Linked DNA regions of Homo sapiens: region 1 is linked to region 2. The links are chromatin loops, found by intact Hi-C in ENCODE. Cell type or tissue: psoas muscle. All regions are shown on one strand. Each heading gives the region's core, and the rest is flanking DNA. Links, peaks and the distances in the headings are about the cores only. Region 1 holds the start of LIX1L (limb and CNS expressed 1 like). Region 2 holds the start of TXNIP (thioredoxin interacting protein).

Region 1 (16,015 bases), core at 3,871-11,870, 49 kb before region 2:
TTTTGATTCAACATCCTGAAGTCATTAAGGAACTGGGAGAGGGCTGTAGCTCATACCAAACTGAATGCAGAACGAGGAAGGCTGCTTAAGTCAGCATATAATCACTGGTCATGAAAAATACCCGTTTAAACTGTCGACAGAATTAGTTACTCAAAAGTCAGATTCTGGCCGGCTTAATAGAAATCTGTATCTTGTTCTGCGGACAGGTAAGGTTTTTTGGATTCCTCTAGATAACCCAAGATTAGAACCAAAGCTGTGTCTAGGCTGCTTCTACAGAGGCCACTGGTCTCTATCAGAAGCACCCATCTTGGAATCTCGGACTTCATTTTTAGCTGTGAGCAGGCATTTTCTCAAATAACGTAGTGAGCCAAAGGAGCTATCCCTGAGAAGGGTTTAAGTCTGAAGAAGGAATTTATAGACTTCTTTTTTCCCCACAGTGGAAACAAAGAGGAGAGGAGTAACTAAGGGAAGGAAAGCTGACTTAAGAAGGAAAAAAATAAAAATTAATTCATGTTTTTATATTGTATCCAACATAGGTATCATAGAACAAGTCTGATCTGCAGAAGTCTCAAAATTATTCAACTTCAGATCTCTAGCCACCATAGTATTCCTTTATAATTCATCTTTATTGGCTGTCTCAAAGGCCTCTTTGCCCTATGTCATTTATGAGTAATTAGAGGAAAGGAAGAAAGTGATGTTGCAGTTTTTAAAAGTAGACCAAGGCCGGGCTTGGTGGCTCACACCTGTAATCCCAGCACTTTGGGAGGCCAAGGCAGGAGGATCATTTGAGCCCAGGAATTCAAGAATAACCTGGGCAACATAGCAAGACCCCTGTCTCTACCAAAAAAAAAAAAGAAAAAATTAGCCAGGCATGGTGACACGTGCCTGTAGTCCCAGCTACTCAGGAGGCTGAGGCAGAAGGATCACTTGAGCCAGGAGTTCCAGGCTGCAGTGAGTTATGATCACACCACTACACTGCAGCCTGGGTGACAGAGTGAGACTCTGTCTCTAAAAGAAAACTTAAAATAAAAAGTAGACCAGGGGTTGGGCATGGTGGCTCATGCCTGTAATCCCAGCACTTTGGGAGGCTAAGGCAGGAGGATCACTTGAGGCCAGGAGTTTGAGACCAGCCTGGGCAACATAGTGAGATGCCAACTCTACAAAAAATTTAAAAATTAGCTGGGCATGGTTGTGGTGCACACCTGTGGTCCCAGCTAGTCAGGAGGTTGAGGTGGAAGGATCACTTGAGCCTAGGAGTCAAGGGTGCAGTGAGCTATGATTGTGCCACTGCACTCCAGCCTGGGCAACAGAGCACAACTCTGTCTTAAAAAAACAATAAATAAGTAGACCAGGATGTGTTTAGTACTTAAGCATCCCTAATATCAATAATTCCTAATTTCTATTAACTGACAGGCTCTCTGAGACAGCATATGAGGCTTGGTAAGTAAGTCCTAAGTCTTCCCAGTGCTTCAATTTGTCTGTTTCTATTTGTCTGTTACTAGCTTGCTGGCCTGCTCTATAGTGCTGTTGCTTAAAAAGTCATCTGTGAAGAAAACCAGAGGGAGAAATTTCACCTGCCAAAGTGGATAAAGAGGTATAAACTCAAACCCATCTTGAATTTGAGCAGTTATGGATATGCCCTTGCTCAGTATATCGGACTATCAACACCCAGCCCATGTTCTAATCTAGCTTCAGTTATTGCACCCTGCCCCTGGCTGGGCGAGGTGGCTCACACCTGTAATCCCAGCACTTTGGAAGGCTGAGGTGAAAGGATTGCTTGAGCTCAGGAGTTTGTGACCAGCCTAGGAAACATGGCAAAACTCCATATCTACCAAAAATACAAAAATTAGCCAGGCATGGTGGCATATGCCTGCGGCCCCAGCTATTCAGGAGGCTGAGGTGGGAGGATCACTTGAGCCCATGAAGTTAAGGCTGCAGTGAGCCATTATTGTGCCACTGTACTTCAGTCTGGGTGACAAGAGTGAGGCCCTGTCTCAAGAAAGAAAAAAAAAAAAAAGCTGGGTGAAGTGGCTCATACCTGTAATCCCAGCACTTTGGGAAGCTGAGGCAGGCAGATCACCTGAGGTCAGGAGTTCAAGACCAGCCTGGCCAACATGGTGAAATAATACAAAAATACAAAAATTAGCTGGGTGTGGTGGCCGGAGGCAGAGGCAGGGAGAACTGCTTGAACCTGGGAGGTGGAGGTTACAGTGAGTCAAGATCACACCACTGCACTCCAGCCTGGGCGACAGAGCAAGACTCTGTCTCAAAAAAAAAAAAAAAAAGTTTAGGCTAAAAGGCCAAGAAAGACAATTCTCCTCTTTCCAAAAATAACAGAAATCAAATTACTATAATGTTTCAGTTATGGGCATTGTCATAAAATTTTCAAGTCATTCAACAATGTAATGAGGTGGGAAGAAGAAGGAAAGATCAGCCAGGCACGGTGGCTCACGCCTGTAATTCCAGCACCTTGGGAGGCCGAGGTGGGCGGATTGCTTGAGGTCAGGAGTTCGAGACCAGCCTGGCCAACATGGCGAAACCCCATCTCTACTAAAAATACAAAAAATTAGCTGAGCGTGGTGGCAGGTGCCTGTACTCCCAGCTACTTGGGAGGCTGAGGCAGGGAGAATCGCTTCAACCCGGGAGGCAGAGGTTGCAGTGAGCTGAGATCGGGCTGTTGCACTCCAGCCTGGGCAACAGAGCGAGACTCTATCTCAAAAAAAAAAAAAAAAAGAAGAAGGAAAGATCTTATTCTCTTAGAAGTGAAAGCACAGGCTGGGCGCAGTGGCTCACACCTGTAATCCCAGCACTTTGGGAGGCCAAGGCGGGTGGATTACAAGGTCAGGAGATTGAGACCATCCTGGCTAACATGGTGAAACCCTGTCTCTACTAAAAATACCAAAAAAAAAAAAAAAAAAAAAATTAGCTAGGCGTGGTGGCATGCGCCTCTAGTCCTAGCTACTGGGGAAGGTGAGGCAGGAGAATCACTTGAGCCCAGGAGGCGGAGGTTGCAGTGAGCCAAGATCATACCACTGCACTCCAGCCTGGGTGACAGAGCAAGACTCCATCTCAAAAAACAAAAAAACAAAAAAACAAAAAAAAACAAGTGAAAGCATAAACATTTGTCATCTTGGGTATATAGTTATTTCTCTGAAATGACTGAAGTTCTTTTTTTTTTTTTTTTGAGCCAGAGTCTCACTCTGTTGCCCAGGCTAGAGTGCCGTGGTGCAATCTCAGATCACTGCAATCTCCGCCTCCAGAGTTCAAGCAATTCTCCTGCCTCAGCCTCCTAAGTAGCTGGGATTACAGGCGTGCACCACCATGCCCAGCTAATTTTTGTATTTTTAGTAGAGACGGGGTTTCACCATGTTGGTCAGGCTGGTCTCAAACTCCTGACCTTGTGATCCACCCGCCTCGGCCTCCCAGAGTGCTGGGATTACAGGTGTGAGTCACTGTGCCCGGCCTGAAATGACTGAAGTTCTAAGGGAAAAAATTTCATCACCTGATTTGAAATGAAGCTTCCTTAGGACTGCTTCTGTTTGAGGCAGAAACTAAGCTGCAATGGCACTCATTCATGCAACAGACGTATTATTTGCCTACTATCTGCTAGGCACTAAGATGGGTGGTAGGGATTTAACGAGAAAGAAGACAAACACAATCTTTGCCTCTATGGAACATAGTCCACTAGGAGAGACAAACAATTATGATATGTTGTAATAAGTGATATGATAGGGGAAGTTCAAGGTGCTATGCAGACACACAGTAGGGCCTTTAACCTTGTCTAAGGGTTTCACAAACCATATGGAAAACAGAACAAAGGTGTTTATTATTTTCTCTAAATTCCATTTGAGACTTTTAAGTTGACATTTCAGAAGGCTGCCTCCCTGTCTGCAATGTAAAAAATCCATCTTTGATGAGAATATTCGTACTAGTCCATAATTTTTCACTACTACCTCATAATGGCAACCATTCTTTTCATCATCATAGGTATTTCACATAATTGTAGAATGTTAGTAGTAGAAAAGACTTTAGAAATAATCTAACCTATCTCCTTCATGTTATAGATGGGAAAAGTGAGGCCCAGAGATTTGCCCCATTGATATTCAGAAGAATGTAAATTTGGATCTCCTAACTCTTAGATGAGTACTGTTTCCAGCATACATAGTCCCTCCGATTTGACCTCTTAGAGAACTCCAACATTGCTTTCTTTAGTAATTGCCTACGAAAAAGTACTGGAGGCAAGGAATATTGTTCTATATCCTCAATAAGAGATGGAAGAAAGTTGGAATGCAATAACTGAAGCCAGATTGGAACATGGGTTGGATGCTGGTAGTCGGATATACTGAGCAAGGGGATATTCATAACTGCTCAAATTCAAAATGGGTTTGAGTTTTTGAAAGGAAAGCATGCTACTGAGGTTCTACTATGGTCAAATTGGCCTCAGATGCTTGCCAGAATAATTTCCCCAGAATTGCTTTAGGTCCTCAAATATATGATTTCAGGCAGTTTAATGGCCAAAGTGGTGGAGAAAGCCGTTACTAACATCTAAGCATTTACCTTTGCTACTGCCACCTCACAACTCTTACCTGGAAACTCCCAAAGCAGCTTCCCCCAGGCAGGGTGACATAGCAGACATAAGGAGGGCTGTTGGAGGGAACCATCTCATAAACCACTAGAGCCCCATTCTTTAAGTCAGCACCACGGGACTGCTTCATCTGCCAGAATTCCTGAAGTGCCTCCACCACATTCACTACAAAAGAGAAGTACTTAAGTTCAGCAATGAATGAGAACACCTCCACGTGGTGCTATACTTCAATACAGTACCTGTAACCTGTACCTACATTAAGAGTCTGCCCCTTAGCTCCCTACCTATCGCCATTGAAAAGCATTTAAGTTAATAAACCTAGACTGTGATTAAGTTAATTTGCCTAGAAAGACCAGAGTAGGCCTGCCCTCCTCCACCACTTTTCTGGTTCACATTTTATTTTATTTAAATTTTTTTTTCACTCCCACCTCCAATCTGAATAGTTCACATTTTAACTTAGTCCTAGAATAACTTAAATATTGAAGGCAGAGTTCCCAATGTCAGCAGACCATTATCACTGCCTGATGAAATACAAGCAGATTATTCCACAGTTGGTTAGCTGGCCCAGGATGATAATAACCACCACAATAAGTGCTAACATGTATTGAACTGTATGTCACCCATTTCTGTAACTGCTTTACGTGTTTAATCACAGCAACTTTATGAAGCAGATATTTTTACTATCCATATTTTACAGATGAGGGAAATGAGGTACAGAGAAGTTAAATAACTTGCCCAAGGTTATGCCAGGAGAAAGTAGCAGTTTGAGTATTCAAACTCAAGTAGTCTTGGTTCCAATGAATATTCTTTTATGCAATACTGCTGGCTCAAGGAAATATAGCCCTAATAACCATTCTCGAGCCTGTGCTTCTAGTGAGCACATCCATTGCCAGATTCCTTTTCCAACCCAGAATACTATGTACATACTACGAGTGAGAGAAGCCAGGGCATGGGGGTGGGAGAGAAAACTCTTTTGAGGCTTTACCTGGGTATAAATGTTTTTGGAGGAGCCATATGGTGAGATGCGAAGCAATGCAATGGGAAGCAATTGGAGGACTTTAAAAAGAAGCACTCCTCCATGGGTCGGTCTCTCATGCTCCTTCACATCTTGCTAGGTACACCAAGATTGCAAATCCCTGACTGCTCTTTACTTGGGCTATTTTTCAGGACTGTGCTTGCAGCAAGAAATATTGAGGGATGAGGTACTACCTTCACTCAGATAAAGAACTTGCTTGCTTCAGCTTGTTGTAAAATGGCAAGTTCCCCAAGCTGTGGGTTCTATAAGTGTTCCTCTGTTGTGAAGCAACCCATGGCCTATGCAAGTATCCACCTGAGTCCTCTGCATTGGACTTGGGAGGAGGCAAGGAGAACTAATATAAACATGATGCTCATGCTACTTGCTGTGCTATGAATAATAAATTCCTTTGTCTCTAAATCTCAAAGTCTCTTGACTTCTGCCAGCACCCATGAAACAGTAAATGGCTAATTTATTAGTTGTAGGTAGGCTAAAATCAAACTCCAGACCTGACATTGTATTCTAGAAAACTTCCTCTCATCCCTACGTTTTCCTTATGTAGCCTACAGTGTAAAGAGGGAAAGAGATATTAACCAAATCTCAAACAAATGTAAAATTGCAGCTGTGATCAAGTTCTATAAAGGAGTGATAGATGTCGGCGTATCTGACCTAGTTAAGAAGGTCAAAGAAAGCTACCCTGAGGAGGCAATATCTAAGTTTAGGTATGACTAGGAATTCACTAGGCAAGAGGTGAGAGGACAGTGTTCTGTGCGTAAGGAACAGCATGTTCAAAGGCTCATGACGGCAGGGAACATGATGAATAAAGGGAATTAAGACCATATGGCTATGAAAGAGTGAGGGAGGGGAAGTGTAATGCAAGATGAGGTTGCAAGAGGAGGCAGGGACCAGACCAAGTAGGGCCTTTTAGGCCATGTTAGAGTATTGGCTTTATCCTAGAGCAATAGGAAGCAATTGGAGGACTTTAAAAAGAAGGGAGTCTTTCTAACTCAGCTCCAAGGAAAAATAACTAATTAAAAAAAAAAGGAGGGATGAGATCAGTTTGCTTTTAGAAAGGATCACATTGGCTCTAGGGTTCCAAACATTTCAAATAGTTTTAGCTAAAGCCTCATAATAATAAATTATCCCAGGTGCTCTGAAATATCTTGCAACATACTGACCACTCTCCTTTTTTTTTTTTTTTTGAGACAGAATCTCACTCTGTTGCCCAGGCTGGAGTGCAGTGGAGCGATCTCAGCTCACTGCAACCTCCACCTCCCAGGCCCAGGCGATCCTCCAACCTTAGCCTCTGAGTAGCTGGGACCACAGGTGCATGCCACCACGCCCGTCTAATTTTTGTAATTTTTGTAGAGACAGAGTTTCACTACATTGCCCAGGCTGGTCTCAAACTCCTGAGCTCAAGCGGCCTCCCAAAGTGCTCCTCCTCCACCTTGGCCCCCCAAAGTGCTGGGATTACAGGCGTGAGCCACCACGTCTGGCCTCTCCTCTTCTACTCTTAATCGCAACAAAGTCTCATTCGTTCTTTCATATTTCCTTAGTTCAGATCTGCCAAGAAGACACCAAGATGGGATAGACAATTGCAAGAGATTTATCAGGGAGGAAGTAGGAGACAACAGGGAGAGCCTTCTGAGCACAGCAAAGATCTCATGCCTGTGGAAGAGAGGGAAAGAAGGAGGTCTAGATATGACAATCTCAGACTGTAGTACAGTTTTTGTTGTTGTTGTTGTTGTTGTTGTTTTTTTTCTAAACAGATTCTCACTCTGTCGCCCAGACCGGAGTGCAGTGGCGTGATCTCAGCTCACTGCAAGCTCCACCTCCCGGGTTCATGTCATTCTCCTGCCTCAGCCTCCTGAGTAGCTGGGACTACCACCACGCCCGGCTAATTTTTTGTATTTTTAGTAGAGACAGGGTTTCACCGTGTTAGCCAGGATGATCTTGATCTCCTGACCTCATGATCCGCCCGCCTCGGCCTCCCAAAGTGCTGGGATTACAGGCGCAAGCCACCACGCCCGGCTGTAGTACAGTTTTAAGAAAGATTTGGCTAAGTCAGTGAGAAGTCCTCATGCCAAAGGAATCCCATATCTCACCAGGATCTGCCTGTGTTAATACCCCTGATGTGCTAGGTCATTGGCTGGGAGCAGCCTACAGGAAGCGTGGTTCCTTCAAATGTGGTTATGGATGCGAATGTGCGACTTTGTGGTGCAAATGTGGTTATGGATGACCCAGAGTGGGCAGTGGCTGAGGCTGTTAGTTATGCTCCCTGCAGCAGGCAATGAGAACTGCACATTTTCATGGCTGTCATATACACGTTAGCAAAACTTTGAGCACTTAATAGGTACATGGCATCATTCTAAGCATTGAGCATGAAAAGAATAACTCACAGTTCCTGCAAGCAAGGAATTTATTTTATTTTTGAGTTGGAGTCTCCCTCTGTTTCCCAGGCTGGAGTGCAGTGGCGCAATCTTGGCTCACTGCAACCTCTACCTCCCAGGTTCAAGCAATTCTTCTGTCTCAGCCTCTTGAGTAGCTGGGATTATAGGCACATGCCGCCACGCCTGGCTAATTTTTGTATTTTTAGTAGAGACACGGTTTCACCATATTGGTCAGGCTGGTCTCAAACTCCTGACCTTAGGTGATCCACCTGCCTCGGCCTCCCAAACTGCCGGGATTACAGGCGTGAGCCACCGCGCCCAGCAAGCAAGGAATTTGAAATCAGTGGCCAATAATAAATTATCTCGCCTGCTCTGTGACTGAAACAAACACCCATGTACTAGCCTGAGTTGGAGAAGCAGCATAAACTCTTTTTAATAACCTACATTTAACTGACTTTTAAGAATGCTCATTCTTCTATTAAAAGACAGCATGAGGGCACATGTCATTAGGACCTCCTGAGGCTCTGTCATGGGCAAAAAAAATTAAAATTAAAATTTAAAAAAAGATCCAGCATGAAAAGAAAACTCTCTTTCCTTCTATTGGTTTTGGCAGGGCTCTTCAAAGGTCAATACTGACCAGAAAGCTCAGCCATCTTTGTTCTTTCCGTGAGATCTTTTCAGCTCCAGTTCCCTCTTTGAGACAGTTTAGCACAATGCACTGGGTGACAGCTCTCTTGACATGCACACAACAGGGAGAATACTGGAATAAAGAGGAAGAGGAGGAGACCACCATAATTGGGAAGGTCCTATTAAAAAGCATATGTTCAGTCTCTATCCAGTTAAACATTCCTTTGCACAGACTAGAGAATCATTTTTTAATGATTACTCAAGGCCAAGGGACATGGGGAGTCTTGATTTTAGAAATGTGAGTATGAAATGATAATTGGGCAAAGTGGTCAAGAAAAAAGCAACTAATTGTGATCCGCATTTGAAAATGCTTCTAGACTTATTCATTTTTAGGGCTGGAAGGAACTTTAGAGATCATCTAGTCCAATGCTGGCTAAGAAAGAACAGAAGACTTGTTTGAGGTCACATAGCTATGGCAGAGTTGGGGCATGAATCTAGATTTCCGGGGGCCAATATTCTTTCCAATTTGGGAATCTTAACACAGGCTCCAAGGTCCAGTCCACAGCTGAGCTTCATGGAGGTTCACAAGCTTCCTAAAACTGTTAAGTAAAATTATGTGTGTGTCTGTATGCATATGAGTATTTGTGCATGGGTATATGTGGAGCACCCAAATTTTGTATCATATTTTCAATGAGGAACCATGGATATAATGGTTTACATAAGGATGGCTAAAGAACAGTGAGGTGGGAGGGTAGGAAGAACTGAGATATACACATCTGATAATTGTTTTCTCAAAGTCTCTCACAAGAAAGACCAAGATAGGAATATTTCAGTGCTTATACCCTGCTGTTGAATAACAAAAAAGAGAATAATTTAGTTTTTGCCTTTAGGAGATAAAATATACGAATGTCTAAGTGGACAGGATGGGAATGAGAGGTAGTGATCATTTTCAGCCAAAATAAAAACTTTTTTTTTTTTTTGAGACAAAGTCTTGCTCTGTCGCCCAGGCTGGAGTGCAGTAGCATGATCTTGGCTCACGGCAACCTCCACCTCCAAGGTTCAAGCAATTCTCCTGCTCAGCCTCCCGAGTAGCTGGGATTACAGGCGCACGCCACCACACCCAGCTAATTTTTGTATTTTTAGTAGAGACGGGGTTTCGCCATGTTGGCCAGGCTGGTCTTGAACTCCTGACTTCAGATGATCCTCCCACCTCAGCCTCCCAAAGTGCTGGGATTACAGGTGTGAGTCACCGCACCTAACCTAAAACATTTTTTTTTTTTGAGGCAAGGTCTCGCTCTATCGCTGAAGCTAGAATTCAGTGGCACAATCACACCTCACTGCAGCCTTGACTTCCTGGGTTCAAGTGATCCTCCCACCTCAGCTCCCTGAGTGGCTGGGACTACAAGATGCATGCCACCATGCCTGGATAATTCAAAAAAATTTTTTTGTAGAGATGGGGTCTCACTATGTTGCCCAGGCTGGTCTCAAACCCTAAGGTTCAAGCAATCCTCCTGCGCTGGCCTCCAAAATGCTGGGATTACAGGCATGAGCCATTGTGCCTGGCCAGGATAAAAATATTAAAACAATATATGAAACTACAGTAAAAATTTTATATCATAAGGATAAATACAACCTTGCCAGGAAGGTAATTAACAAAAATAAAAGAAAAAAGTAATAAATACAACTTTGTGGTGGGGAAGCAGGAATAAAGAGATAATGAAGTTAAGAGGTGAGTAAAAAGATTCTCCTTGATCATAGAGGATGGCGAGAATAGACTGACTCTATTCACATTATTATGGAAGATAGGGAAGCTAGTTAACAATAGTTCATCTATTTCCTATTTCAATGTTTAGAAGGTACATCTGCCCCTAAATAGCCCACGATCCACAGTCTCTTTGGAAGGAGAGACTGCAAAGTAACAGTGACTTTGGGAGGGGACTCTGGTAGACTGAATAATGCCACCTGCCAAAATGTCCATGTCTTAATCCTTGGAACCTGTGAATGTGACATTATCTGGCAAAGACTTTGCAGATGAGTTTAAATGATCTGAGATGGGGAGATGACCTAGATTATATAGGTGGGCCCTAAGTGCATTCACAAGTGTCCTTATAAGAGGGAGGCAGGATGGGCACACTGACTCATGCCTATAATTCCAGCACTTTGGGAGGCCAAAGCAGGATGATCACTTGAGGCCAGGAGTTCAAGATCAGCCTGGGCAACACTGTGGGATCTCATCTCTACAAAAAAATTTTTTAAAATCAGCCAGGTGTGGTGACATGCACCTGTAGTCTAGCTACTTGGGAGGCTGAGGCGGGTGGGAGGATCACTGGAGCCCAGCAGTTCCAGGCTGCGGTGAGCTATGATTGCACCACTGCAGTCCAGCCTAGGCAACACAGCGAGATTCCATTTCTTAAAAAAAAAAAAAGGAGGCATATTTGATGAAGAGGAGGAGTCACGGAGGCAGAGATTATAGTGATACAGCAATAAACCACGTAATAAACCAATGTCAGCAGCCACCAGAAGCTGGAAGAGGCAAGGAATGAATTCTCCCCTAGAGCTTCTGGAGGGAGCACGGCCCTGCCAACACCTTGATTTTGGCCCAGTAATACTGATTTTGGACTTCTGGCCTCCAGAACTATGAGAGAACAAATTTCTGTTGGTTTAAGCCACTAAAGTTGTGATAATTTGTTACAGCAGCCACAGGAAACTAATATAGGAACTAATCCAGCATTTCCAAAAATTGGAAATATTCAGCCCAACCCATTTAACTCCAGTCTTACAGAAAAGAAGCTATCTGTGATTCTGAGGAAAAGGAACAACTAAATAGAAAATACTACACAAGATTCATTTGTTCAACTTAGTGAAATAACAGGGCAAAATCTCCAATCATGCAGCCATATTGTAACATAAAAGGATAGCAATACTTCCAAAACAACAGGTTTGAAGAGGGAAATGTAGCAATTACAGAGCAAGGAAAGTGAGTTACTCGATCCTGCCAGTTTAGAGATTGCCAGATGTCAAACATGAGAAAGAGACTATATGCCATAGAAAAAAAGGGTGCAAAGGAAATGGCAATGCAGAACAGTACCTATCATTTGCAGTTTCCAAAGCATTTCCAAATGCACAATAGTAGCAACCATACTGAGTACCAGGTGCTGCATGCTTTATATTCGTTGTCTTATTTAATCCACACAAAACTATCAGGATAAGTATTATAATACCCATTTTACAAAAAGTAAGCAAGTTAAGGAACAGGCCAGAAGTGGCAGAACCAGGATTTAGAAACAATGTTTGTTTGGCTCCAAAGTCAACCCTCTTTGTATTGGGCTGGCCTGCTTTACTACACCATTAATCTTTATACATGCTCTGTAATGTAAACTGTGAGCTCCATCAAGATAGGGACTAAATATCTGCCTTGTCCACCACTGCATCTGGTGATCAATAAATATTTGGTAAATGAATGAAGAGAACAGATGAAGCATAGAGAGATTAAGCAACTTCTCCAAGATCACACAGCCAACTATTTGACAGGGCTAGGTCCTCTGATTACAAATCCCATGCACTACAAACTTATCAAGATCCTACAGAATACTGAGCTGTGTGTGTATCTTGGGTAAGTGGGTGAGGGAGGCAGATAAAGGACAGGAAAGCTTTTTAAAATAAATAAGTAAATACATACATACATACATATATACATACATACTGATAGCCCACATGAGTGAAGGTAGATCTAAAGACTGATTGGAAAAGGTGGATTTGGAGCATTCAGGAAGAAGATGAAGGATGTTAATTGAAGATGATGTGGTAAAGCATTGCTGGATGAGGGAATGAATTGTCTAGGCAGAGGCTAAAGTAAATTGTATTCAGGGGAATACAGCCATTCCCCCAAATAACATGCCATCAGTCACAAGGGTATGTGAATATATGCCAGTGGCAGCTTTGCCTAAGAATTGAAGCAGAATAAGTGATTCCATGTGGTAAAGGACTTCTGAGCCAAATGGGCAGAGATTCTGCTTGCCTGAAGCTGAACTATCTGCCAGACTTTCCTAAAGTACTGGCTGGACACTCAGACTGGAAATGAGAAACTCAAGAATAATGAGAAAGACTGCGATGGGAGGTGGGGAGATAGGAAAGAAAATCACCACGAAGTGTGAAGCCTGATTAATTGCCCTTTGTCAGTACAATCCCCTTGTTCCCTCATCCTTGCTAAGGAAATGAAAGTTTTTACAGGATGTCCAGTTTGGGAGCCAAAGCAGAGGCTCTCCAGGTAACACAGACAAGAAAAAGGGTGTACTCTTCTATAATTTTAATAAATGCCTGTAAGTTGCCAAGAGGAAGGCTTCAGATTTAGTGTGACCACTCTAGGCTACTCCTGTGCCCAGAGGCAAAGACCTTCCCTTGATCTTGACTTAGAGACTTGAAGCAGCAGGATAGTAGCTAATAGCAGTTCCATCACATAGCCTTGTTAAATCTTGGGATTACATTGGAAAAATAGTATTTCCTCATGAGTTTCAGATTCATCCATTTGTATCCCCAGCACCTAGCAGAGTTCCTGTCTTATAATAGGAGTTCAAATTGTATGAAGAACAAAGGGAAATTGATGATGAATGAATCATTAGGCACATATAGCAAAATGGCTCTAAAAATCTGTTTTCATAGGAATTTTTGGGTTTACATTATTAGGATTTAAGAGTGGGAAAAAGTGAAGCATGTTCTACTTAAGGAACTATGAACCAACAAATTTGAGATAATAATCATTTTTAGGTTATATGTCATTTGCAATGTCTCAGTCAATCCATATTGTAACCCTTGAAGAAACTGAAGCTCAGTGAAATTAAGTCCCTTCCCCAAAGATTTGGCTGGTAAGTGACAAAGATCTCCAAAGCCTGTGTGTGCTCTTTTCACTAAACTTTCTTAAAAAAAGAAAATCTACAGAAAAGCCCTGTAACTTTTCTCTGTATTATTGTTAAACAGAAAGTTAAAGATATAGTCACTTCCAGGTCAGGCAGGACCTGGCCAAGCAGACAGAAGGGATGTCTTGTAAATTCCAGGCTTAAATTCTGTATTCCACACCCTTCACTATATATTCCTTATTACTTACACTATAAATCTGGAACTCAAACTCAGACAGGAAACTACCCTAGTTAAACGAAAACAACAAAGAAAACCCTCACATCCCTCTTTCCAGAAATTAACGAAGTTTTCTAACTGAAATAGAGTTTCTAACCTGGCACATTTCCACAGAATTTAACATTGAAAGAGCCAAGGCCTGGGATTTATCCTCAGTTCCTGGGCAAGGGCCAGGAAAACACAGCCAGACAGAAAGGCTGGAGTTGTGAGTCTCCATACTAAAAAAGATACCAAAGTAAGGTACTGAGCCACAGGAAGCTGCTGTGAGTTCAGTGGTACAGGTCCGGATTTAAATACACAATTACTATGAGTGACTTGTGAAGGCACTACCTAGTTCCCCAGTAAATCTGAAGTTGCACTGAAATTTCAGAGTGAAGGTAAGTAAGTAAAGAATTTAACAGTCAAGGTTAAGGGGCTGGAGCAAATTAACAGGTGAGTCCAGGAATTGCAGAGATCACAGAGGAAAGACTGAGAGGGTATGGATGAGAAATTGGATCTGAAATAAAAGACAGGATCCCACACAATGAGGACTGGTTCTCAAAGGCAGAGAGATGTTAAGGTATTAAGCTGGAGGAGGAATTCCATTTCTAAAGGAGAAAAGCTTAGGAAGAAAAGAGGATTGTATCTGAAAAAGAGTCCCTGGAGAATATATTAATAACTCAGTAAAGGGGAGGAGGTAGGAGGCTTAAACGTGTGTATGAGTGTGTGCGTCTGTGCGTGTGCGTAGCCCAGAAGGAAACTCCCCAAAAGGAAATGCATGTGAGGGCTCCACGCCAGGAAAAGCGATCCGGAGGACTGTGGGAGCAAGGCTCCCTTACAGAGGGTGTCGCGCAGGAGGCCAGACCCGCAGACTCACCTCGGCCATAGCCCTGCGTGTGCTTGGCGAAGCTCCTCACCACGGCCTCCACGGCCTCTCGCAGCACTGCCGGGCTGCCGGCGGCGCCGGGGGGCAGGGGTAGTCCTGGGGCCCCAGACAGGAGCAGCGGCGGCGGGGGCGGTGCGGGAGGCGGCGGGGCAGGCGGGGGGCCCGCAGGGGGTGTGGCGGTGGCGGCCGCGGCCCCAGTCACTCCGGGCCGCAGCGCTCGGAGAGTGCCCCTCCCGCTGGTGCCCACACCAGGCTGCAGCCGCTGCGCTCGCATAGTCTCCATCCCGGCCGCCAATGGAGTAGCGCCCCGGAGCCTGCCAGCCTGCCGAGCTAACGGTCCCAACCACCCCAGTCAGCTAGCGCCTGGGGACTCAGGGCGGTGCCAGGGCCGAACCTTCAGTCAAGTGGGGGCGGGGACGAGCTAGGTCCCATGCCAATCACCAGTGATGGGGCGGGAGCTGGAGGGCTCCTGCTCCGCCATAGGCAAATTATTGAGGAGGGTGGGGATTCTCAGAACCAATTGCAAAGAGAAAAAGCGTATCCTCTGAAAGGCAGACGCAGAGCTTCGGCGCGTCTTTGGGAGTCCTGTGGCAAGCACTAGAAAGCAGGACAGAATCTTGGGGCTGGGCTTGAAGAAAAAAATGGGCCTAGATGCAAGATTGGGGAGGATTGCAGACAGAGTAGAGATCATTTTGTCCTACCATTTCATTTCACAGATTGCAGGTGAGGATATTGTGGCTCAGAGAAGTAATTCGACTTGTCCAACATCATATGCAATTGGTGGTGGAGCTAAGGCAAGAAAGATACTGACATTTAATGAACATAAACTATGCAATGTACTGTAGTGCATGTCTTATTTACAATCACAATCACTAACTAGATTTTGTTATTTTAGGGATAAGGAAACAGATGCTGAGGGAAGCTAGAAAAATGGCCAAAATTAAATAGCTAAGAGATGGCAAAGTGGAATTCAGAGTTTAAGCATAGGTGTTCTGATTCCCAATATTTTTATCTTTTTACTATGCCACATTGTTGGGTAAATTTCTGAGTTCACTTATTCTAAGTAGAGGAAGGGAATAAGAGAGAGTGGGATGGGCAAGTCTCTTTGCCTCCCATTAGAGTGAGAAAGAGTTAGGATACATGCAGAAAATTAGCAAACTGAGAAGTCCAGTTGGGGGAATTAAGAAAATTACCCTTGTTGGTATAATATGTCAGACTGGGTTCCTCTGATTACTTTGCACACACACACACACTTGCACACATGCACACACACACACTCTACATACCCTTTATCATGTGGTCACCAGGCCATTTTTGCTTAGGTGAGATTATATTAACTGCTTCCCCCCATCTCTCCTACAGTGGCTCAGAAATCAAAGATGGGGAAATAGAGGCCAGAAGTA
Region 2 (16,015 bases), core at 670-8,669:
TAAGGAATGCTTGGGTGGCATGCAAGGTATTGAAGTACCCCCAATTTCATCCCATATATATATTTTTTAATCCATCCCATATTGTTCTTAAAGAGAAATTCTGATGTATTTTGTCGGGCAGCAAGTTGCCAAGCCCTGCAATACTGAAAGATTCACCCAGGACAGTTCTCTACTAACATCTCAAATAGGAAGTAGACAAAGAATAAGCAACTTATGCACACATAAGACTTTAACTACCCGAGGCAACGCCCCTCAGGATCCCCTTTAGGACACAGCACCATAAAAAATTGTACAAATCACCCTTTTTTTTGGGGGGGGAGGAGAATGTCTGCAAATTAAAACAGAAAAAAGGAAGCAACAACACGTAATTCAAACCACTCAAACTGAGCAACTTAAAACATTTCGTACAGGTTTTGTGTATTCAATTCTCTTCTCTAATCAGCTTTCACCCTCCAACAATGAATTGGGCCGCTTACCTGTTGGCTGGTCTTCCAGAAGAAGCGTGTCTTCATAGCGCAGGTACTCCGAAGTCTGTTTGCACTGCTGGGATCCCTGCATCCAAAGCACTTTAGCCACTCCGCAAGCCAGGATCCTAACGGCTTTGACACGAGTAACTTCACACACCTCCACTATCACCCGGCCAGCCACCTTCTCGCCACTGCCGTACACCTTTTCAGGGTCGTTAAAGACCACCTCAAAAGACTTGATCTTCTTGAACATCACCATGATGGAACTGAGTTGGTTTTAAGAGTTAGAAATGACGGTGGAAGAAAAAAAAAGCTCCAAATCGAGGAAACCCCTTTGCAAAAAATTATTTCACTTTAAGGAATTAAGGTATTCTTAAGCAGTTTGAGCTTAAAAATAAAATAAGATTTAAACAAATGAATATTAACTACTAGGTTTTCGAAAAGGCGCCTAAAAAATATACGCCGCTGGTTACACTAAGCTAATTCAGAGAAAAAGCCTTCTTTCCCCCAATTGCTGGAGAAAAGATCCGATCTCCACAAGCACTCCTTTGGAGAAAAAGAGGGGTTAGTTTCAAGCAGGAGGCGGAAACGTCTCTATATAGTAGCCCGGGCCAGAAGAGCCACGCGAGCGCTGGCCCGGAGGCTCGTGCTGCCCTCGTGCACATCCCTCCCATTGGCTGCCCGGTCCTTGTTTACCAGGAGCCCGACCAATCAGTGAGATCGCTGTGGCGCGTGGACACGGTGTGCTCCTGGCTGGGAAAATGGTTGTTGCGCTCTGGAGCGGCGCAGGGAGGGGGGAAGGAGAGGAAGGAGAGGAAGGAGGGGAAGGAGGGGGCTGTTGAGCGTCTTCTCCCGGGTCCAGTGGAAGGAGGATCCCACTGACCCTAAAACCTAGCCAGGGCGACAGGCCATCGGAGGGCGGGTGTGGACGTTTCTGGTCTGAGAGCGGTGTTTTGAGGTAAAAGGAAAATGTGCTTATGAGGGAATTTCATGCCTAGTCTTAGCCAGTGCAGTTACTTTAGAGCCTGTCGTTATTCCTGGCTCATAAATAGCAAGTGTGTGAAAATCCCATAGCTCCAAGAATACTTTCAGGTTTGGGGCTGTGGAGCGCAGAATGCTTGGTGTTACTGTTCAGGAACAGCCCTTTGTCCTTCTCTTGCCCCGCATCCCTATTAAGTATAAAAAACACCACCGTCTCTGAGGGAAAGGAGAACTTTCAGGCCTCATTGTGTGTGTAGGACCGATGTCTTCTCCTTCCCGTTCCAATCCCTTGGGGCTAGGGCTGGGGGCTGCGTGCCTGTGCTGTTCGTCACCCACCCCCAGCTTGTACCCTCTCTTCTGTTCTCTCTGTTCTGTGGAACGGAAATAGGAGGGGCGTGTTTACATCCTGTTGCTTATCCTGTCATCTCTTCAATTTCTACCTGCAAAGTTGGGGAACACTTTGTCTGTGTTCCCCATTTACCTCATTACCTCTTTAGTGAGGTGTGTCCAGGCGCTCATTATCTCCCACTTCCTACCTGCTTCTGGAGGAAAAGGAAAAGCGGGAAAAAAAGGATGCTTCACTCTTTTCACTTTTTTCCAGTTATGTTCACTCTTTCTTGTCTCCATCCCCTCTTCCAACTCACTAAATCAAATGTACATCCATAAATCTGGTTAAAAGTGAGAAAGTCCTCTTGTTTATATCCAAATTTTCAGTGGAGAGATGGCCACACACCTGTTTGAAGGAACAATTTTAAAAACTATTTTCAAAGGTTTTTCCCTAAACGGTTTAGAAAACAGTAAGAAGGAAAAGAGAAGAAAGATCGGTCAACAGAGCACTATAAATTCAAGCCAGAAGAGACCCTACCCTCTCTCTTCATTCTTTGTTGGTTTCGTTTGGCCAGCTGTCAGATGGATTTTCCCCTGCTGGCTGTGAGATGCTTTAGGAGCTGAGTACTGAGAACTTACTCTTAAATGTAATAGGAAAAACCTGTATGCAAAAGTGCAGGGATTCTTCCTCCTTTTATTTGATTCATAGACCCTTCCTATATCTGTGCTGGGGTATCAGAAGATTATTATTTAATTCCTTGTGCTGGAAAGAGGAAGATAATGTCCCAAGATTGAGATGGGGAGGTAATTAAGAAGCATTCAAGTATATTGAAACCCTACCCAATCAGCAAAAAAAAAACAATATTCATTGCTGTTAAAGAGCCTTCTTCCTTCCTCAGACAGCCTAGCTGGATTGACACTCTAAGGCTAACGAGAGTTACAACTCAACCCCAATATTAAGCAAGCTCAAGAATAGGCATCATGAGTCTCTTCGAAAACACACACATGCATTAAACCCCAGGAACATGTTGATCCTTAGGGTGTGTTTGAGGCGGCACCCTGTTCTAGAAACTTAACCAGCTAGGCTTGAGGTGTTTTCAGTTGGTTAACAATATTGATTGAGTTACTGGGAGCAGAGGAGGTGGAACTCTGACTGAAGTAATTTTTTTTTTAAGGTGGAATCTTGCTCTGTTGCCTAGGCTGGAGTGCAGTGGCCTGACCCCAGCTCACTGCAACCTCTGCCTCCTGGGTTAGAGCGATTCTCCGCCTCAGCCTCCTGAGTACCTGGCATTACAGGCATGCATCACCACGCCCAGCTAATTTTTGTATTTTTAGTAGAGATGGGGTTTCACCATGTTGCCCAAGATGGTCTTGAACTCCTCCTGACCTCAGGTGATCCACCCGCCTTGGCCTCCCAAAGTGCTGGGATTACAGGCGTGAGCCACCGTGCCTGGCCTGACTGAAGTAATTTTAAAAGTTCAAAATTGTGGCTTCTGGGAGAACGTTTAGTTTGATGGGTATGAAAGTGTAACTATCAAACATCAAAATGCTGACAAATATATGAATCAATATTGTTAACTACATAGTCAATATTGTTAAATATTGTTAAATCTTAACTACATACATTTTGAGGGAATAGGAAAGATGGTGGCTAGTGATGGATCAGGGTGGTGGTAATATGGGACATCTTAAGACATCCAACTCTCAACCAGGTTGGAATGCAGTGTCACTTGGCTCACTGAAACCTCCACATCCCAGGCTCAAGTGATTCTCCCACCTCAGCCTCCCGAGTAGCCGGGACTACAGATGTGCTCCACCACGCCTAGGTAATTTTTGTATTTTTGGTAGAGATGGGGTTTCACCATGTTGGCCAGGCTGGTCTCAAACTCCTGCTCAAGCAGTCCGCCTACCTGGCCTCCCAAAGTGCTGGGATTATAGGCACCCTTTTCCCTTTCAATTTATTTGATATTTATGTGGGCACATCTCTGAAGTACTGAATTGCTGAGTTTTAAAAAATCCTATGACAATTCTCTCGTTCTAAGTTTCTCTTCTGGGCTCTGGTTTCCTTGTATCTTCCCATTTGCAGAGCTCACTACAGACTACGTTGCTCTGTGTTATGCCTGGGTTCCTTTAAATGCCAAAAAATTATTTAGCTTTGGCAGCAGCTGCTGCCTACCAGGCCTGTAGCCAAGGCATGTTCTGAAGTGGAGTCCTCCTGGACACGGTTGTTTACGACCTTTCACCTTGTAACCTGGTATTCTGATAAAAACCTGCCCCGATTCTCCTTTCCCAGTTCTTGGGTCTAAGAAGAAAGAAATTTTGTAAACTCTTGTCCTAAAATCAGGGTATAAAAACACTTGTGAGGTTTGGGAAAAGGGGTGGGCCAAGGAGGAACAGCAAAGTAGGGCACAGTCAAAGAGTTTTGCAAGTTGGATCATCTTTATCTGCCCCTTCTCTACCCTCTTCAGTCCCAGTGCCAACAGGAAACCAAGTGGTGATTGTTGTTTGTTTGCTTTACTGCAGGTGACAGAATAAAGCCAGCAGTTTCAGGGAGGGAAGTGCCCTCAGCACTTTGTTGCCAGTCAGAGACAAGACACTGATTGCATTTCTCTTTTCTTTAACCTCTGGCCTGACAAACATTTAGAACATGAAGACTCATAGTTCTTAATGCAGAACAAAGCCCTTTCTTGGTCCTTTTAATCACTTCTCTCACCTCTACTCTGTAAACTTCCCTTTTACCCTTACCCATTTTCCTTTCTCTCTCTCTTTTTTTTTCCACATAGGGTCTCACTCTCAACCAGGTTGGAATGCAGTGTCACTTGGCTCACTGAAACCTCCGCATCCCAGGCTCAAGTGATTCTCCCACCTCAGCCTCCCGAGTAGCTGGGACTACAGATGTGCTCCACCACGCCTAGGTAATTTTTGTATTTTTGGTAGAGATGGGGTTTCACCATGTTGGCCAGGCTGGTCTCAAACTCCTGCTCAAGCAGTCCGCCTACCTCGGCCTCCCAAAGTGCTGGGATTATAGGCACCCTTTTCCCTTTCAATTTTTTCCCTAAGGAATTTAGAGGCAAATTAAGAGTTTGAAGACTGCCCCAAGTCATAGATCAATAAGAATAAATTAACAATTGTAAGCCAGGTGTGGTGGCTCATGCCTGTAATCCCAGCACTTTGGGAGGCTGAAATGGGAAGATCACTTGAGGCCAGGAATTCAAGAAGATCACCCTGGGCATTGTAGTGAGACCCCATCTCTCTTTAAAAAAAAAAAAAAAGGCTGGGCGCGGTGGCTCACGCCTGTAATCCCAGCACTTTGGGAGGCTGAGGCAGGCAAATCACGAGGTCAGGAGATTGAGACCATCCTGGCTAACACAGTGAAACCCCGTCTCTACTAAAAATACAAAAAATTAGCCGGGTGTGGTGGCAGGCGCCTATAGTCCCAGCTACTCGGGAGGCTGAGGCAGGAGAATGGCGTGAACCTGGGAGGTGGAGCTTGCAGTGAGCCGAGATCTCGCCACTGCACTCCAGCCTGGGCGACAAAGTGAGACTCCATCTCAAAAAAAAAAAAAGAATTGTATAGCATGTTAGAGTTCCAAGTGACTTTTTAAGTAATTGCCATTTATTGAGCACCTATAATGAACCAAGTCTTTTATATAATTATGTCAGTGATAATTATCTGTCATCTGTCATGTTGTTCTAGAAAGTATTTGAGGTTGGCCGGGCGCGGTGGCTCACGCTTGTAATCCCAGCACTTTGGGAGGCCGAGGCGGGCGGATCACGAGGTCAGGAGATCGAGACCATCCTGGCTAACACGGTGAAACCCCGTCTCTACTAAAAATACAAAAAAAATTAGCCGGGCGTGATGGTGGGCGCCTGTAGTTCCAGTTACTCGGGAGGCTGAGGCAGGAGAATGGCGTGAACCCGGGAGGCGGAGTTTGCAGTGAGCCGAGATTGCGCCACTGCACTCCCGCCTGGGCGACAGAGCGAGACTCCGTCTCAAAAAAAAAAAAAAAGAAAGTATTTGAGGTTAGATTGTTTCATTTAATTCTCTCAATAACCTTGTGACTCGGTGTTGGTTCAGTCAGGCTCAGAAGTGAAGTAATTTGCCTGAGGTCACAGATTTTGTAAGTAGAGCAAGATCTTGAACCCGCCCATGTCTGTCTAAAAGTATGTACTATAAAAATGTGTTGTCTTGGCTCTCAGTGCTTTGATACACAGTATCTTGTTTGATTCTCACAATAGTCTAATAAAGGATTCAGGGCAAGACTCAGAGAATTTTAGAGTTAAATGGGACTGTAGCAGTCTTTTATTTTTTTAAAACCAGTTCTTATTTTGGTTAAGTGACTTGACCTGGGACATAAGCTAGTATCTGGTGGAGCCACTCTCCAAACCCAGGATTCTCTTTATTATCTATTTGTTTATTTTGTTGTTGCCCAGACTGGAGTACAGTGGCACAAGCATAGCTCAGTAGCGGGAACTACTAGGAACACACACCATACTCAGCTAATTTTTTTTTTTGAGAAAGGGTCTTACTTCATCACCAGGCTGGAGTGCAGTGACATGACCATGTCTCACTGTAACCTCAACCTCCAGGGCTGAGGTGATCCTTCCACCTTGGCCTCTTGAGTCAGCTGGGACTACAGGCACATGCCGGGCTAATTTTCATATATTTTGGTAGAGATGGAGTCTTGCCATGTTGCCTGGGCTGGTCTGGAACACCTGGGCTCAAGCTATCCACCCACCTTGGCCTCCCAAAGTGCTGGAATTATAGATATGAGCCACCATGTCCAATCTTGTTTGTTAATTTAGTTTTAACTTTTAAAAATATCTCATCTGGAGGCCCACATTTCGTGTTTACTGAGATCAATTTTTCTACCATGATAAGCAAAGGATAGAGATCTCAGTATTGTCCAATGTCATGGCAAGATGGGGAGAGGGGCTGAATTAACTTGTTTGGAGGTATTGTAGGCTCATTTAAGATAGTTCTTTTTGGCTGGGCGTGGTGGCTCACGCCTGTAATCCCAGCATTTTGGGAGGTCGAGGCAGGCAGATCAACTGAGGTCAGGAGTTTGAGACCAGCCTGACCAACAAGGAGTAACCCCGTCTCTACTAATAATACAAAATTAGCCAGGTGTGGTGGCGCATGCCTGTAATCCCAGTTACTCAGGAGGCTGAGGCAAGAGAATAGCTTGAACCTGGGAGGTGGAGGTTGCAGTGAGTCAAGATTGCACTCCAGCCTGGGCAACAAGAGCAAAACTCCGTCTACAAAAAAAAAACCTAAAAAAGTTTTTTTTCTTTTCTGAAGGCCCTTACAATAACTTCCTAAAGGTAGTTCTTTTTCTTTTCTTTTTTTTGTAATTAGCTTTATTTACTTATCTATTTACTTTTGAGACAAGGTCTTACTCTGTCACCCAGGCTGGAGTGCGGTGGCGTGATCTCGGCTCGCTGCAACCTCCACCTCCCAGGTTCAAGTGATTCACCTGTCTCAGCCTCCCTAGTAGCTGGGATTATAGGCACCCACCACCATGCCCAGCTAATTTTTTGTATTTTTAGTAGAGGTGGGGTTTCACCTTTTTGGCCAGGCTGGTCTTGAACTTCTGACCTCAGGTGATCCACCTGCCTTGGCCTCCCAAAATGCTGGGATTACAGGTTTGAGCCACCATGCCCAGCTTTATCTATTTATTTTTTATATAGAGTCTCACTCAGGCTGGAGTGCAATGGCACGATCTTGGCTCACTGCAACCTCTGCCTCCCAGGTTCAAACGATTCTCCTCTGCCTCCAGAGTAGTTGGGATTACAGGCATTGGCCAGGCTGGTCTTGAACGCCTGACCTCAAGTGATCCACCCACCTTGGCCTCCCAAAGTGCTGGGATTACAGGCGTGAGCCACTGTGCTGGGCCATAGTTCTTAAAGTTGCCTTTATATGTGATAAAAATATCTTATTTCCCTTCTCATGTTATTACAGTATTTTTTTTTTGAGACAGTCTCAGTCTGTCACCCAGGCTGGAGTGCAGTGGCTCGATCTCGGCTCACTGCAGCCTCCGCCTCCTGGGTTTAAGCGATTCTTCTGCCTCAGCCTCCCGAGTAGCTGGGTTTACAGGTGCCCATCACCAAGCCCGACTAATTTTTGTATTTTTAGTAGAGATGGGGTTTCACCATGTTGGCCAAGCCGGTCTCGAACTCCTAGCCTTAAATGATCCACCCACTTTGGCCTCCCAAAGTGTTGAGATTACAGTCGTGAGCCACTGTGCCCAGGCGGTATTCTTCTTTTACTGTCAAATTTCTTAAGAGAATAATCTGTATCAGCTTTTTCTGTGGACTGAACTTGTCCCTTTGTAGTCTGCCTTCTGGTCTCTCTGAAACTATTTTCTTCAAGGTCTCCAGCGGAAATTGGAGTAGTTTTTCTTTTCTTTTCCTTTTTTTTGAAATGGAGTCTTGCTCTGTCACCCAGGCTGGAGTGCATTGGTGCGATCTTGGCTCACTGCAACCTCTGCCTCCTGGGTTCATGCAATTCTCCTGCCTCAGCCTCCCAAGTAGCTGGGATTACAGACATGTGCTACCACGCCCAGCTAATTTTTGATTTTTAATAGATACCGGGTTTCGTCATGTTGGTCAGGCTCGTCTTAAGCTCCTTACCTCAAGTGATCCGCCCACCTCGACCTCCCGAAGTGCTGGGATTACAGGCATGAGCCACCATACCTGGCAAAATCAACGTAGGGTGTTTTTTTTTTTTGAGACAGGGTCTCACTCTGTTGCCCAGGCTGGAGCGCAATGGCGCGATCTTGGCTCACTGCAACTTCCGCCTCCTGGCTTCAAGCAATTCTCCTGCCTCAGCTTCCTGAGTAGCTGGGATTACAGGCACGTGCCACCACGCCCGGCTAATTTTTGTATTTTCAGTAGAGATGGGGTTTCACCATGCTGGCCAGGCTGGTCTGGAACTCCTGACCTCAGGCGATCCACCTGCCTTGGCCTCCCAGAGTGCTGGAATTACAGGCATTAGCCACTGCGCCCGGCCAGTCAGAGTACTTTTTATAGGCTTTATTCCTTTTGACTTCTATATGATTTGGAAACTGCCATGTTTTAAAATTTTAAACACTTAAATCTTGACTTTTGGACTTCATCCTTTTCTCCTTTGCTAACAATTCTTTTTTTTTCTACTCCCTGAAAATTCTTCTTAAGGGCTTGTCCTGGGCCCTCTCCTTTTCTTTCTTGAAGTTTCACTTTTCAGTTTGACTGTCTGTACATCACTCTGTGTAAATGACTTTAAATCTATGCTATACCTTTAGCCTGTCTCCAAAGTTCCAGCTGTTATCTCAAATTCAGCTTGTCTAGTAATGAATTCATAATCTTTCCCTGGTGGTCAAACCCATTTCTTTGCCTTGTTTTTTTTTTTGAGACGGAGTTTCGCTCTTGTTGCCCAGGTTGGAGTGCAATGGCGTGATCTCAGCTCACCGCAACCTCCACCTCCCAGGTTCAAGCAATTCTCCTGCCTCAGCCTCCCAAGTAGCTGGGATTACAGGCATGCAGCACCACGCCCGGCTAATTTTGTATTTTTAGTAGAGACTGGGTTTCTCCATGTTGAGGCTGGTTTCAAACTCCTGACCTAGGTGATCCGCCCGCCTCGGCCTCCCAAAGTGCTGGGATTACAGGCGTGAGCCACCGCGCCCGGCCTTTTTTTTTCCCCTCTTTTTCTTTCTTTCTTTTTGAGACAAGGTCTCGCTCTGTCACACAGGTTGGATTGCACTGGTGGGATCAGGGATCATAGCATACTGCAATCTTGAACTCCCGCTCTCAAGGGATCCTCCTGCCTCAGCCTCCCAAGTAGCTAGGACCACAGGCATATGCCACCATGCCCAGCTAATTCTTTAATTTTTGGTACAGATGGGATCTCATTTTGTTGCCTAGGCTGGTCTCAAACTCCTGGGCTCAAGGGATCATTCCACCTTGGCCTCCCAAAGTGCTAGTATCATAGATATGAGCCACTGCCTCCAGCCCCCTTGTTTGTTTTAATAGAACCATTATATATTCCCCAAGTTATAAAGGCTTAAAATCCAGGGATTGCCTTTAATTCCTTCCTCTCTGTCATGCCCCACATCCAGTCAACTGCTGAATTCTATAGAGCCATCTTTCTAGTGTTTCTAGCACCTGTCTCCTGTTTCTTATTCTACTGCCACCATTCTGGTTCATGTTTTTGTTACTTTTGCCTAGATTACTTTAATAGATTTTAACTGATTTTCCTGCTGTAATCTATAGAACATCACTAGATTAATCTCACAGAATTGAGTTCCTGTGTGTTCCTATAATAATGCAAAATGTATTGCTTACTGAATCACGTTTAAATGCTTCAACCTGGCATTTAAGCCTTCACGAAATGTCCTCAACCAAATTTTCTCATTCATTTCCCACTATTTCCTCATACATGTACCCTATGCTTCAGCCAAAACTGAGCACTCAGTGTTCCCTTAATATATCCTTCTCTGTCTTTATGTCCCTGCTTACATTTTTCCTTGTACCTAGTGTGCCTGTCCTTCCCCATCTCTGCTTTTTGAAATTTTACCCACTCTTCTGTAGACAGCCAAATAATTTTTCCTCTATTAAACCTTTCTTGGCTGGGCGCAGTGGCTCACGCCTGTAATCCCAGCACTTTGAGAGGCCGAGGTGGGTGGATCACCTGAGGTCAGGAGTTTGAGACCAGCCTGGCCAACACGGTGAAACCCCATCTCTACTAAAAATACAAAAATTAGCAGGACATGGTTGGCAGGTGCCTGTAATCCCAGCTACTCGGGAGGCTGAAGCAGGAGAATTGCTTGAACCCCGGAGGTGGAGGTTGCAGTGAGCTGAGATCATGCTGCTGCACTCCAGCCTGGGTGACAGGGTGAGACTCTATCTCAAAGCAACAAAGCAAAACCAAAAACATTTCTTGCTTCCCAATCCCCTCAACTTTTTTTTTTTTTTTAGATAGAGTCTCACTCTGTTACCCAGGCTGGAGTACAGTGGTGCTATCATGGCTCACTGTAGCCTCGATCTCCCAGGTTCAAACAATCCTCCCACCTCAGCCTCCCGAGTAGCTGGGACTACAGGGGCATGCAACCACACCCGGCTAACTTAAAAAAGAAAGAAAAGAAAAAAAAACTTGTAGAGACAGGGTTTCACCATGTAGCCTAGGCTGGTCTTGAACTCCTGAGCTCAAGCGATCCACCCGCCTCAGCTTCTCAAAGTGCTGGGATTATAGGTATGAGCCACCATGCCCAGCCAATCCCCTCATCTTTTACCTTACAATCAAATATTTTTTCATTCTCTTTGGAATACTCCATAGCACATTCATATTTCTTACATAGCACTAACACGTAAAGTGCCTTTTCTCTCCTAAATTCCTAGAGAATAGAAACTCTGCCCTTTTTTATCTTTGTATTCTTCCTAGCATCTATTAGAGTACACTTCACAGAATAAATGTATTATTAAATATAAATTGAGGCCAGGTGCAGTGGCTCACGCCTGTAATCCCAGCATTTTGGGAGGCTGAGGCAGGCGGATCACTTGAGCTCACAACTTCGAGACCAGCCTGGGCAACATGGGGAAACCCTGTCTCTACTAAAAATAAAAAAAATTAGCTGTGTGTGATGGTGCACGCCTGTAGTCCCAGCTCCTCGGAAGGCTGAGGTGGGAGGATGGCTTGAATTGCCATGTCAAAAAAAAAAAAAAAAAAAAAATATATATATATATATATATATACACACACACACACACACACACACACACAGACACACACATACATATAGAGATAGATTGATTGAATTGATAGATTGGGTTATGTCTCTGGATAGAATATACCAGTAATTCAGATCCTAGTATTATTTCTTATTACTATTAGACTTGACACCTCAACCTCAGTTTCTTATGCTAAACTGTATCATATTTGTCCCTCCTCAAAGCCTGTGGCCCAAATATGTATCAGAGCAGGGACGGTAAGGAGGCGAGAGGTGGTGGTTTGTTTTTCTGTGAGAAGAAAATTGGACTGCGTTGGTGTTTATAAGTATGAGGGAGATGGGACATTGTGTGCTCAACCCAACTTCCCCTTTTCTGAGAAATTATTTCTTACACAATTCAGAAATACAGTTGACTCAGCTCTGCCACCTAGTGGGCAGTTTAATATACTGTCAAAATTCTTAGTCCAAGAATTGTCTCAAACAAATAAAAGCTTTTCTGAGAGCCAAAACAGCCCAGATCACTCCCCTGAGTGGCAAAGATGATTTTTGATTATGAGAAGGAACAAATGAAGGAAATGTGGTGTTCATGACTGAGGGAAAGAAATTCTACATTAAAACAAGTTTCTATTTTTTTATCCAGACTGACAATTAATAATACTTTCTTTTCTAAGAAAAAATTTTAAAACATTTATTTATTTTTCTAGATCCATCAATGCCTTTTGAAAAAATGAATTAATTTTTTTAAGAGATGGGCCTCTCTCTTGCCCAGGCTGGAGTGCTGTCGTGCGATCAGTTCACTGCAGTCTCTGACTCTTGGGCTCAAGCAACCCTCGGCCTCAGCCTCCTGAGGAACTGGGACTACCACCATGCCTAGTTAATTTTAAGTTTTTTGTAGATATGGGGGTCTTGCTATGTTGCCCAGTCTGGTCTCTAACTCTTGGGCTCTAGTGATCCTCCTACCTCGACCTTCCAAAGTGTTGGGATGACAGGCATGAGCCACTGTGCCAGATCAGTACTTTCTTTTTTTTGAGATGGAGTTTTGCTCTTGTCGTCCAGGCTGGAGTGCAATGGGGCGATCTCGGCTCACCGCAACCTCCACCTCCCAGGTTCAAGCGATTCTCCTGCCTCAGCCTCCCAAGTAGCTGGGATTACAGGCATGCGCCGCCACGCCTGGCTTATTTTGTATTTTTAGTAGAGACAGGGTTTCTCCATGTTGGTCAGGCTGGTCTTGAACTCCTGACCTCGGGTGATCTGCCCACCTTGGCCTCCCAAAGTGCTGGGATTACAGGTGTGAGCCACCATGCCCGGCCAGTACTTTCTTTGTTAATTATATTTTGTCATCTATATATCTATATATATGCATTATAACGCAGTTGCACAAACATTTGATTCTCACCAGGTAAGCAGGAAGACATTTTGCAGAAGAGAATATTGTGATTCAGAGAACTCAAATGACTTGCCTATGATCACACAGCTAGGACAAAATTCCTAGTGAGTCCCTGAGCCTTAAAAAAAAGATTTTTTTTAAGTCCAAGATTGTCCAAGTGTGGTGGCTCACACCTGTAATTCCAGCACTTTGGGAGGCTGAGGCGGGCAGATCACCTGAGGTCAGGAGTTCAAGACCAACCTGGCCAACATGGTGAAACCTCGTCTCAACTGAAAATACAAAAATTAGCCGGGCATGATTGTGGGTGCCTGTAATCCCAGCTACTCGGGAGGCTGAGGCAGGAGAATCACTTGAACCCGGAAGGCAGAGGTTGCAGTGAGCCAAGATTGTGCTACTGCACTCCAGCCTGGGTGATAGAGCAAGACTCTGTCTCAAAAAAAAAAAAAAAAAAAAAGTCATCTCCTTTGTAAAGCTTTCTCTGATTTCTACATTTATTTTTCATTTTTAATTAATTAATTTTTAAATTTTTACCTATTTATTTTTTGAGACAGTATTTCACTCTGTTACCCAGGCTGGAGTGCAGTGGTGCAATCTCAGCTCACTGCAGCCTCGACCTCCTGACCTCCTGGGCTCAAGCAATCCTTCCAACTTAGCCTCCCGAGTAGCTGGGACCACAGGCACACACCACCACTCCCGGCTAATTTTTTGTATTTTTCGTAGAGAAGGGGTTTTGCCATATTGCCCAGGCTGGTCTTGAACTCTTGAGCTGAAGCAATTCGCCCACCTCAGCCTCCCAAAGTGCTGGGATTACACGTATGGGCCACTGCGCCTGGCCTTTAATTTATTTTTAATTCTTTTATTGAGACAGGGTCTTGCTCTGTCACCCAGGTTGGAGTGCAGTAGTGCGATCATAGCTCACTGCAGCCCCAACCTCCTGGGCTCAACTGATCCTCCCACCTCGGCCTCCCAGGTAGCTGGAACTATAGGCACATGCCACAACAGCCAGCTAATTTTTATTTTTTTTGTAGAGACGGGGGTCTCACCATGTTGCCCAGGCTGGTATCAAACTCCCGGGCTCAAGCAGTCCTCCTACCTTGGCCTCCCAAAGTGCTGGGATTACAGGCATGAGACACCGCTCCCAGCCAGCCTACTTTTTTGAAAATATGACTTAGTTTCTCAAAGGTAGAAGTGTTGTATCAAAGACTGACTATGTGAAACGCTTAATATTAAAAATGTTGGTTCTGTGCCAGGTGTGGTGGCTCAAGGCTGTAATCATTGCATTTTGGGAGGCCAAGGTAGGTGGGTTGCTTGAACCCAGGAGTTCGAGACCAGCTTGGGCAACATGGCGAAAACCCATCTATACAAAAAAATACAAAAAACAAAAAATTAGATGGGAGTGGTGGCTAGCACAGTAGTCTCAGCTACTTAGGGGGCTGAGACAGGAGGATTGCTTGAATCTAGGAGGTCAAGGCTGCAGTGAGCTAATATTGAGCCACTGCACTCCAGCCTGGGTGATGAAGTGAGAACCTGTCTCAAAAAAAAAAAAAAAAATTAGTTCTTTGAACCAATAGCAAAGAATGATTCCAAAATCGCCCTGTATTGGAGGTAGAATCTAGTTATTCTTCCTGGTTTTTCTTTTTCAGTTTCTCAAAGCCCACCCTCCACTTATATAACTTTTATCTGAGGAAACATATGTAACTTATTTCTTCTGTTAATTGTTGGAAAAATGATTAGTAATTTGGTTTGGGAGTACACAGAAAAATTGAGGAAGGCCTTTTATTTCCTAGTTTTATGTCTTCTTTCCCTTCCTTAGTGCTGGTATGGTTTCCTGGCACTGATTTTGAAAACTATAATTACTGGGCCATGGCTACTATCTGTTTCCTTGAGAAGAAATGTGGGAAGGAACTTGCCATGAAGTACATAGGGTGGAGTATAGTAGGGAGGGAGGTGTTTGTTTGATCTGAGAAGTGGTTGAGATGGCCACAAAGTTAAGGGGAAAAAGCTCAGGCCAAGGTGGAAATGCTCCCTTTTTTTTTTGAGGGTGGGGAATGAAGTCTCACTCTGTTGCCCAGGCTGGAGTGCAGTGGCATGATGTTGGCTCACTGCAATCTCCGCCTCCCCGGTTCAAGTGATTCTCCTGCTTAAGTCTCTCAAGCCGCTGGGATTATAGGTGCCAGCCACCACACCCGGCTAATTTTTGTATTTTCAGTAGAGTCAGGTTTTGCCATGTCCGCGGCTGCTCTCAAACTTCAGACTTCAAGTGATCCACCCGCCTTGGCCTCCCAAAATGCTGGGATTATAGGCGTGAGCCACTGCACCTGCCCAGAAATGCTCCTCTTTTTGTTTTTTGGGTTTTCTTTTGAGAGGGAGTCTCACTGTGTCTCCAGGCTGGACTGCAGTGGCACAATCTCAGCTCACTGCAACCTCGGACTCCTGGGTTCAAGCGATTCTCCTGCCTCAGCCTCCCAAGTAGCTGGGATTACAGGCATGCACCACCATGCCCAGCTAATTTTTGTATTTTTAGTAGGGACGGGGTTTCACCATGTTTACCGGGCTGATCTTGAACTCGTGACCTCAGGTGATCCTCCCACCTCAGCCTCCCAAAGTGCTAGGATTACAGGCATGAGCCACTGCGCCCAGCCAAATGCTCCTCTTTTTAATCAATGTAATGTAACATGTAGTTAAAAATCACATGATATTAAATGATTTTACAAAAAACAGCAGTCCTCAAGCCCAAGCCCCTTTTTCTTTTTCTTTCTTTTTTTTTTTTTTTGTTGAGACAGGATCTCACTCCGTCACCCAGGCTGGAGTGCAGTGGGGCAATCTCAGCCCCAGGCTGGAGTGCAGTGGTGCGATCTCGGCTCACTGCAACCTCCACCTCCTAGCTTCAAGCAATTCTCCTGCCTCAGCTACCCAAATAGCTGGGATTACAGGCCCACACCACCACGTCTGGCTAATTTTTGTATTTTTAGTAGAGATGAGGTTTCACCATGTAGGCCAGCTGGTCTTGAACTCCTGGCCCAAGTGATCTTCCCCCCACTTGGCCTCTCAAAGGGCTGGGATTATAAGCATGAACCACCACACCCGGCCCCCGCCCCCTTGTTTTTGAGACAGGATCTCACTCTATCACCCAGGCCAGAGTGCAGTGG

What was found. A loop is a pair of places that touch in the nucleus more often than their neighbours do. Peaks named below come from ENCODE experiments on the same cell type or tissue, not always from the same donor. Only the 100,000 strongest peaks of a DNase experiment are listed, where the experiment ranks them.
Region 1: it touches region 2 in a loop (3-fold over the local background); 5 of 110 quality-filtered maps call a loop at or near these places.

The regions. Positions count from the first base shown.
Region 1 is chr1:145,943,033-145,959,047 of GRCh38, forward strand. It overlaps LIX1L (limb and CNS expressed 1 like), which reads right to left and starts at 14,985. Exons shown (of 6, transcript NM_153713.3): 1 at 14,604-14,985; 2 at 4,587-4,750. The coding sequence starts at 14,895. RefSeq lists silencers at 14,640-14,919, 14,950-15,039. In psoas muscle, for the core only: no CTCF peak of the experiment used is centred there; a DNase peak (open chromatin) is centred at 7,555; H3K4me3 peaks cover 1,084 bases; H3K27ac peaks cover 7,353 bases.
Region 2 is chr1:145,995,541-146,011,555 of GRCh38, forward strand. TXNIP (thioredoxin interacting protein) reads right to left here and starts at 1,039. Exons shown (of 8, transcript NM_006472.6): 1 at 477-1,039. The coding sequence starts at 726. RefSeq lists a silencer at 6,690-6,897. In psoas muscle, for the core only: no CTCF peak of the experiment used is centred there; DNase peaks (open chromatin) are centred at 1,181, 1,751, 3,074 and 3,961; H3K4me3 peaks cover 4,374 bases; H3K27ac peaks cover 6,783 bases.